Linked DNA regions of Homo sapiens: region 2 is linked to region 1. Evidence: read pairs that join two places in POLR2A ChIA-PET (ENCODE). Cell type or tissue: endothelial cell of umbilical vein. All regions are shown on one strand.

Evidence for each region. ChIA-PET counts read pairs that join two places held together with the same protein. Peaks named below come from ENCODE experiments on the same cell type or tissue, not always from the same donor. Only the 100,000 strongest peaks of a DNase experiment are listed, where the experiment ranks them.
Region 2: POLR2A ChIA-PET joins it to region 1 with 7 read pairs; 2 of 35 experiments call an interaction of 5 or more read pairs at or near these places.

What each region holds. Positions count from the first base shown.
Region 1 is chr2:120,412,546-120,417,545 of GRCh38, reverse strand. No RefSeq gene overlaps it. Among named protein-coding and RNA genes, the nearest start is that of LINC01101, 51 kb to the left of the region's middle. In endothelial cell of umbilical vein, no CTCF peak of the experiment used is centred here; no DNase peak of the experiment used is centred here; H3K27me3 peaks cover 260 bases.
Region 2 is chr2:119,800,762-119,805,761 of GRCh38, reverse strand. The region is part of intron 1 of PTPN4 (protein tyrosine phosphatase non-receptor type 4); the gene reads right to left. Among named protein-coding and RNA genes, the nearest start is that of PTPN4, 43 kb to the right of the region's middle. In endothelial cell of umbilical vein, no CTCF peak of the experiment used is centred here; a DNase peak (open chromatin) is centred at 2,431; H3K27ac peaks cover 902 bases.

The DNA of each region.
Region 1 (5,000 bases):
CCTGCCCCAAATTCCTGACATGCAACATTGTGAGATATAATAAAATGGTGTTTGACTTAAGGCGCTAAGTTTGGGGATAATTTGTTATGCAGCCACAGATAACTGGAATCATATCCAACAGAAATCTATGCACATGTGCACCGAAAGATATGTACAACAGTGTTTACTGTATCATTGTTTGCAAAAGCAAAAAATTGGAAACAACCTAAACCTCCATCAACAGAAAAACAGATTTTGAAGATCATGGTATATTCATACAATGGAATATATTTCAGCAGTGAGAACGAATAAATTGTAGCTACGTGTGTCAACACGGGCGATTTCAAAACAATGTTGGGCCAAAAAACAAATGGCAGAAGGATATGTACAGCTTGGGAACATTGATGTAAAGTTTTAAATTATGTAAAACTACAATATTTTGTTTATGGATACTTATCTATATAGCAAAAATATAACCACATGCAAGGGAATGAAGAACAACAAATTCATTATGGTGGTTACTTCTGGGGAGAGAGGGAGGGAGAGGATGCGGAAGGGTCTGCAGGGAGCTTCACTGTTCCCTGTTGTTGTCTTTCTTTTAAGAAAATCTGAAATAAATATGAAAATAGATTCAGCCCTGGCCAGGTGTGGTGGCTCATGCCTGTAATCCTAGCACTTTGGGAGGCTGAGGCAGGTGGATCACATGAGGTCAGGAGTTCGAGACCAGCCTGAACAACATGGTGAAACCCCATCTCTACTAAAAAAAAAGAAAAATACAAAATTAGCCAGGCTGGTTGCAGGCACCTATAATCCCAGCTACTTGGGAGGCTGAGGCAGGAGAATCACTTGAACTCAGGAGGCGGAGGTTGCAGTGAGCTGAGATTGCGCTGTTGCACTCCAGCCTGGGCAACAAGAGTGAGACTCCGTCTCTAAATAAATAAACGAAATGAAATAAAATAAAATAGATTCAGCCCAGACAAAGCGGGAAGGTGGGTACTACAGGGGGATGTTTCAAATTTCAAACAGCTTGAACTATCTGTACCCCTACATTCCACCTGGGGCTGGGCCAGGCATTAACTTTTTCATTGTCAGATGGCGGAAATGTCTAGGGAGGTTTGGGGAAGGGCCCTGGTTTCCGGAAATGTGGTATTCAAAGGTCTCCTGCTCAAGTCTCTAACTCTCTCATTCATTTCTCCAATACTGAGCCCCTACCGAGGGCTTGGCCCAGGGTCACAGGAATGAGTGAAAGAACGTCCCTGCTCACAATCGCTCCCAGCAGCCAGGGACAGACGAGCCCCCAAACACCGACACCTGTGGGCTACGGACCGAGAGAACAGGAGCAGGAGCTGTGGGTCCAGAAAGAGGGGCACAGCTGGACAGAGCCATGAAGGGCTTGCAGGGGGTTAGAGTATAGCACACAGAAGGGTATCTCCCGGCAGGGCCTCTCAATCAGAGAATCAGAGGGCAGGGCAGGGATGGCAAGCCAGCTAGCCAGGGATGGATTCGTGGGCCAGGTTTGGGGTGAGCCTTAGAGCAGGACATCTGCTAGGGACCTTCAGTTCAATTCTGCCCACCCCTGAGTGCCAGGGAGGGCCCTCAAGGCCTCCCAGGAGGTGGGCAGAGGCTGTGGCACTGCTCTGAGGCAAGTGAGGTGGTCGGCTCACAGAGGGTACTGCTCACAGCTAGACACAGGGACTCATGGTGCCGCCCCTGCCTGAGTCTCACCTGGCAGGTGGAGGCCAGGAGGAGAGGCTCAAACTCCTGGCACTGGTGTACAGCCTAGAGCTTGGTCCACCACTCAAAGTCCACCAGATGATCATTGTGTCATGGCCTGGAAGGTCTGGAAGGACCTTTGGGGTCACCCAGACATCTTCCCTCCTCCCTGTAGTGGGAATGAGAAGCCTGTAGGGTCTGTCTTAGGGTAGTAGGAGTCCTTGCTTGGAGCTTGGAGGGTGTCAGCGATGGCAGGAGAGGAGATCGATGGAAGTGGCACTGCCTCACTCACCGCTCACCATCCTGGGTTTGAGTCCACATGAATTCTCAGTGTTGCCTCAATTTAGGCCTCACCACTTCTCACTCCTGCCTCCAAACACACGTGTACACACGCACACACACACACACACACACACACACACACACTGAACCTCAAGTGCAGAGACCAGAGTTAATCATAATTCTTAGTAAAGCACATACAGATTCTTTCTTGCTTTATCTTATTTATTTCATTCCCCCTTTTATCCCATTCCCTTCCTGTATTCCACAGGGGCTGAGTCAATGTATTTGATATACAGCCTTGAATATGCCTGAGACTTTATAAAATGTGTAGTGGTGATACATTGTGTATATTGATGTGTCATCAATGAACATTAATGGCATAGTGCAGCAGTTCTCAAAGTGTGGCCAAGGAATCCCTGGGGGATCCACAAGGTCAAAAATATTTTCATAATAACACTGAGACATTATCCGCCTTTTTCTTCTCATTCTTGAACTTCTAAGTGTAGAGTGGCACTTTCCAGAGGCGACATGACACGTGATATCACAACAGACTGGATGCAGAAGCAGATATGGGAATCCAGCTATCTTCTCCTAAGCCAGATATTTAAAAGATTTGCAAAAAAAAAAAAAAAAAAGTTAATGCTACTTCTCATTACACTTTTTATTTTGGAAAATATAACTGTTTGTCTTAAAATATGTTATATGTGCTAACATGTAACTGACTTGTCTTTTTAATGAATTAAGAAATTGTTTTAAAATTTCTGTTTTAATTTCTGAGATGATACAGATAGAGATGACGGCCCACATAAACAAAAGCTCTTTGGTGTCATCCATTACTGTGAAAAGTTAGAAAGGGGTTCTGAGAGGGAAGTCTGAGAGTTGCTGGCATAACGTGATGACCCTCCTCACTCCCCTGTGCTTCCAGAGGCCTCTGTGCACTCTACGTAGGCCTCGTTCACTGCTTGCAAGCTTGCTTCCACTTCCACAGTGGGCCATCACATTGCACATACCCACTCCCTCGGAATGCACACCTGGCTTGCCTGTGACTTCCAGCCATCGTGAACATCCTCATTCATGCCCCTGTTTGACAAATTTTTCTGGGACATATACCCAGGAATGGAATTTCCAGGACAAAGAATATATGCAAACTTAATCAAAATAAAGAATATTTTCCAGACTGACTGTACCTGTTCACACTCCTACTCCTGTCTCCACTCCTACAGAGTGTACCTGTCTCCCCACGCACCTGTCAACACCTGGTTTCCATTATCCACCCTTCTAATTTGCCATTCTGATGGATACAAAGTGGCAACTCCTTGTTTTGATTTGCATTTCACTGATTACTGGTGAGCTGAAACATCTCTACAAGTCTTAGTCATTTGGGATTCGTCTTCTGAGAATTGCCTATTCATAGGCATCATCCCTTTTTCTGTTGGGTTTTTTGCCTTTATCTCGTTGATTTGGAGTTCTTTGAATAGTGTTAATCAGTGTTGCTCAAAGTGGGGACTAGCCGCCTATCTAAGAACAGTTTGTTAAATCAAAGTACCACTTCTTCAATCAACAAATTTCTTGCTTCAACAACCAAAAATCTCTGATAAACTAAACAACGTGCTTACAGACTATAGTTGACTGGCATTCCAATGCAACTCCTCATGTGCTCACAGACCCGTGCTTTGAATAGCAATGGGTTGAGATATTAATTGATTTTACCAACCTGCCATTTTTCTTTAATTGTGACTTTGATGTCCTTTATTGCATATAAATCTTTAATTTCGATATTGTCAAGCCTTTTCTTCTGCTTCATGGTTTGTGCTTTTTAGATCTTGGGGTTTCAAAATTTTTTACTTTTATAAAAATGTAAATTGACACATGATTATACATATTTAGGGGTTACATAGTGATGTTTCAATACAGATAATGTATAGTGATCAGATCAGGGTATTTAGCATATCATGATCTCAAACGTTTATCATGCCTTTGTTTTAGGAACATTCGGTATCTTCCTTCTAGCTATCTGAAACTATGTAATGTATTATTAACTCTAGTCATCCTGCAGCGGTATAGAACACCAGAACTCATTCCTCCAATCTAGCTGTAATTTTGTATCCTTCAACAAATCTCTCCCTACCCCTCTCTTCCCTCTACCCTTCCCAGCCTCCGGTATCCTTTGTTCTCCTCCTTACTTCTAAGAGATCAGTTTTTGTTTTTTGTTTTTTTCAGCTTCAACATGTGAGTGAGAACATGCAATGTCACGGATGGATCTAGAGGGCAATATATTAAGTGAAATAATCCAGGAACAGGAAGTTACATCTTGTTTTAAAAAGTCCTTGTCATTTTGAACACAGACTGATTATGAGATAATAATATTGAGCAATAATTCTTAATTTTTCTAGGTGTGTAATGATATTATGTTTATAATATTTTTTAGTCCTTATCTGTTAGAGATAACTACTGAAGTATTTATGGGTGAAATAATCGGTGTCTTGGTTTGTTTTAAAATATTAGAGGAAAAGATTCAACGTACGCAAGTCAATAAACATAATTCATCACATAAACAGAACTAAAGACAAAAACCATGATTATCTCAATAGACACAGAAAAGGCCTTTGATAAAATTTAACATCCCTTCATGTGTAAAAATTCTCAATAAACTAGGTATTGAAGGAACATACCTCAAAATAATAAGAGCCATTTATGACAAACCCACAGTCAATTTCATACTGAATAGGCAAAAGCTGGAAACATTCCCTTTGAAAATCAGCACAAGACAGGGATGCTCTCTCTCACCACTACTATTCAATATAGTATTGGAAGTTCTGGCCAGGGCAATCAGTCAAGATAAAGAAATAAACCATATTCAAATAGGAAGACAGAAAGTCAAATTGTCTATTTGTAGATGACATGATCCCATATCTAGAAAACCCCATCGTCTCAGCCCAAAAGCTTCTTAAGCGGATAAGCAACTTCAGCGAAGTCTCAGGATACAAAATCAATGTGCAAAAATCACAAGCATTCCCATACACCAA
Region 2 (5,000 bases), 610 kb after region 1:
ACGTTGCCAAGACAATCCTAAGCAAAAAGAACAAAGCTGGAGGCATCACACTATCTGACTTCAAACTATACTACAAGGCTACAGTAACCAAAACAGCATGGTACTGGTATCAGAACAGAGAGATAGACCAATGGAACAGAACAGAGGCCTCAGAAATATCACCACACATCTACAACCATCTGATCTTTGACAAACCTGACAAAAACAAGAAATGGCCCTATTTAATAAATGGTGCTGGGAAAACTGGCTAGCCATATGTAGAAAGCTGAAACTGGATCCCTTCCTTACACCTTATACAAAAATTAATTCAAGATGGATTAAAGACTTAAATGTTAGACCTAAAACCATAAAAACCCTAGAAGAAAACCTAGGCAATACCATTCAGGACATAGGCATGGGCAAGGACTTCATAACTAAAACACCAAAAGCAATGGCAAAAACAAACAAAACAAAATAGACAAATGAGATCTGATTAAACTAAAGAACTTCTGCACAGCAAAAGAAACTACCATCAGAGTGAACAGGCAACATACAAAACAGGAGAAAATTTTTGCAATCTATCCATCTACGAAGGGCTAATATCCAGAATCTACAAAGAACTTAAACAAATTTATAAGAAAAAAACAAACAACCCCATCAAAAAGTGGGCAAAGGATATGAACAGACACTTCTCAAAAAAAGACATTTATGCAGCCAACAGACACATGAAAAAATGCTCATCATCACTGGTCATCAGAGATGACCAGAATGCAAATCAAAACCACAATGAGATACCATCTCATGCCAGTTAGAATGGCGATCATTAAAAAGTCAGGAAACAACAGATGCTGGAGAGGATGTGGAGAAATAGAACACTTTTACACTGTTGGTGGGAGTGTAAACTAGTTCAACCATTGTGGAAGACAGTATGATGATTCCTCAAGGATCTAGAACTAGAAATACCATTTGACCCAAAGATCCCATTACTGGGTATATGCCCAAAGGATTATAAATCATTCTGCTATAAAGACACATACACGTGTATGTTTGTTGCAGCACTATTCACAATAGCAAAAACTTGGAACCAACCCAAATGTTCATCTATGATAGACTAGATTAAGAAAATGTGGCACATATACACCATGGAATACTATGCAGCCATAAAAAAGGATGAGTTCACGTCCTTTGCAGGGACATGGATGAAACTGGAAATCATCATTCTGAGCAAACTATCGCAAGGAGAGAAAACAAAACACTGCATGTTCTCACTCACAGGTGGGAAATGAACAATGAGAACACTTGGACACAGGGCGGGGAACATCACACACGGGGGCCTGTCGTTGGGTGGAGGGCAGGGAGAGGGATGGTATTAGGAGAAATACCTAATGTAAATGATGAGTTAATGGGTGCAGCAAACAAACATGGCACATGTATACCTATGTAACAAACTTGCACGTTGTGCACATGTACCCTAGAACTTAAAGTATAATTAAAAAAAAAAAATTAGCTGAGCATGGTGGCATGCACCTGTAGTCCTAGCTACTCAGGAGGCTGAGGTAGGAGGATCCCTTGAGCCCAGGAGTTCAAGGTTACAGTGAGCTATGATCATGCCACTGTACCCCAGTGTCAGAGACAGACAGAAACCCTGTCTCTAAGAAACTAAAATGACAGTGATTGGCGGAGTGGGGGTGGGGATGGGGTACATGGCCCAGCTATAATGCTGTCTTCCAGAAACTCTCCTCACATATAACAATACAGGCAGGTAGAAAGTACAAGGATGGAAAGAGATGTATCATGGAAACATTAATCAATAGGAAGAAGAGTACCTATATTAGTATCAGATAAAGTAGACTTGGGAACAAATAAAATTCATAAGAACAGATTAGGCATTACATAATGATAAAATGGTCAAGCCACCGAGACATTACCAATCCTAAATGTGGATGTACCAACCAACAGAGCTGCAAAAATACATGAAGCAAAACTGTCAAACTGAAATAAAAAAAGATAAATCCCACAATTATAGGAGAGCTCAACTCCCCTTTCTCAATAATTGATACAACTAGGAAAATTAGCAAGAATATAAGAGAACTTAACAACCAATAGGATCTAATCATGAACATTTATAGAACACTCTAGCAAAGACAACAGAATATTAATTATTTTTAAACATCCACTGAACATTTCAAGAGAGACCATATCCTGGGCTAAGAAACAAATCTAAATATTTAAATAATTGAAATTATGCAAAATGTATTCTGAGAACAATGGAATCAAACCAGAAATCAACAACAGAAAGACAACAGAAAAATCTCCAAACACGTAGAAACTAAACAAGTCTACGTTATCCACTGGACAAAGAGGAAATCTTAAGGAAAATCAAGATACACTGATTGAATAAAAATGAAAACACAACATATCAAAATTTGTGAGATATGATTTAAGCAGTGCTGACAGAAATCTACAGCAATATATGCATACAATAGAAAACAGGAAATGTCTCAAATCAGTAATCTAACCTCCCTCCTCAAGAACCTAGACAATGAGCTAAATGAACTCATAGCAAACAGAAGGAAGGAAATAACAAAGAACATAAATCAATGAAATTAAAGAAAATAAAAATAGAGAAAATCAATAGGGGAAAAAAGCTAGTTCTTTAAAGGATCAATAAACATAATAAACCTCTAGCAAGGCTAACAAAGAAACAGAAAACACAAATTGCTAACATTAGGAATGAAACAGAGGATACCACATAGACTTTGCAACCATTGAAATGGTAATACTACAAACAACTTATACATCAATTTGACATAAAAAGAACCAATTCCATGAAAGGCACAAACTGCCAAAATTCAGCCAATATGAAACAGAAAATTTAAACAGCCCTATAACTATTTTAAAAATCAAATTCGTAATTCTAAAACTCCCCCAACAGAATATTCAAACACAGAGGGTTTCCTGGGAAAATCTACCTAACATTTAAAGAAAAAGTAACACAATTTCTAGATGATCTCTTCCAGAAAGCAGAATAGAAAAGGATACTTCTCAAATCATTCCATGTAGCCAATTTTATCCTGATGGAAAAAACAGACAAAAACATAAAGAAAACTACAAACCAATATTCCTCATGAATACAGACACAAAAACCCTTAATAAAATACAAGAAACCAGAATTCAGCAATATGTAAAAAGAATTACATACCATGTACCAAGGGGGTTTTATTTCAAAGGTGCAACAAGGTTCACCCAATATTTTAACAATCAATCAATATAATCCACCTTATTAACAGACTAAGGGAGAAAAATCACATGACCTTTTTAATCAATGCAGGAAAGCATTTGACAAAATTCACCACCCATTCATAATAAAAAATTCTTAGAAAACTAGAAATAAAGGGATCTTCTTCAACATAATAAAAAGCATCTACAAAAAAATCCACAGCTAACATCATACTTAATGGTTAAAGCCTGAATGCTTTCCCCTATAACCAGGAATAAGGCAAGGAAGGGTATCTGCTCTCACCACTCATATGCAACATAATGCTGCAAGTCCTAGCCTATGCTGTGAGGTTAAAAAAAGGAGGAGCGCCGGGCACGGTGGCCGGTAATCCCAGCACTTTGGGAGGCTAAGGCAGGCGGATTACAAGGTCAAGAGATCGAGACCATCCTGGCTAACAGGGTGAAACCCCGTCTCTCCTAAAAATACAAAAAATTAGCTGGGTGTGGTGGCGGGCGCCTGTTGTAGTCCCAGCTACTTGGGAGACTGAGGAAGGAGAATCGCTTGAACCCAGGAGGCGGAGGTTGCAGTGAGCCAAGATTGCGCCACTGCACTCCAGCCTGGGTGAGAGAATAAGACTGCCTCAAAAAAAAAAAAAAAAAAAACGGAAAGAAAGAAAGAAAAAACAGAAAAAGAAAGAAATAGCATACAGGAATAAATTAAACATTTTTGCAGATGAAATAATTTTACAAAGAAAATCCCAAGGAATCTACAAAAGCACTCCTAGAACTAATAAGTAAGTTCAGCGAGGTCACCCAATACATCAACATACAAAAATCAGTTTTATTTGTGTATGCTAGGAATAAATATGAGGAGTCAAACAAAATACAGTATAATTTGCAACTGCTAAACAAAAAACAAAATACTTAGGTGTAAATCTAACAAAACACATAGAGAACTTCTATGCTAAAAACTACAAAATGCTGATAAAAAAATTGAAGAAAATCTAAATAAATGGAGAGACATAACTATGTTCACGGACTGGAACATTCAAACTAGTAAACACGTCAATTCTCTCCAAATAGGCATACAGGTTTAATGTAATTTCTATCAAAATCCCAGTACTTTTTTGTAGATAATTTTATTTTAGATAATTTTATTCTAAAATTAATATGGAAGGCCAGGCGCAGTGACTCACGCCTGTAATCCCAGAATTTTGGGAGGCCTAGGCAGGCAGAACACTTGAGGCCAGGAGCTCAAGACCAGCCTGGCCAACTTGGCGAAACCCCATCTCTACTAAAAATAGAAAAATTAGCCAGGCGTGGTGATGCATGTTTGTAATCCCAGCTACTCAGTAGGCTAAGGCAGGAGAATCACTTGAACCCAGGAGGCGGAGCTTCAGTGAACCAAGATCGTGCCACTGCACTCCAGCTTGGGTGATAGAGCGAGGCTCTGCCTCAAATTTAAAAAAAATAAAAAATTAATATGGAAAGGCAAAGGAATCATTGTAGCAAAAACAATTTTGAAAAAGACTAAAGTGGGAGTAACTATACTCCCACTCCCAAAGAAAAATAAACTGGGAATCCCTCTCCCAGATTTTATGATTATGTACCTACATTTATCAAGACTGTTGGTAACGACAGAAGTAGAGACACCGAGATCACTGGAACAAAATAGAATTACCACACAAGTACAGCCAACTGATTTTTAACAAAGGTACAAAAACAATTCAACAGAGAAAGGATGGCCTTTTCAACAAACAGTGCTGAACCAATCAGAAATCCATACACAAAATGAAAAATGA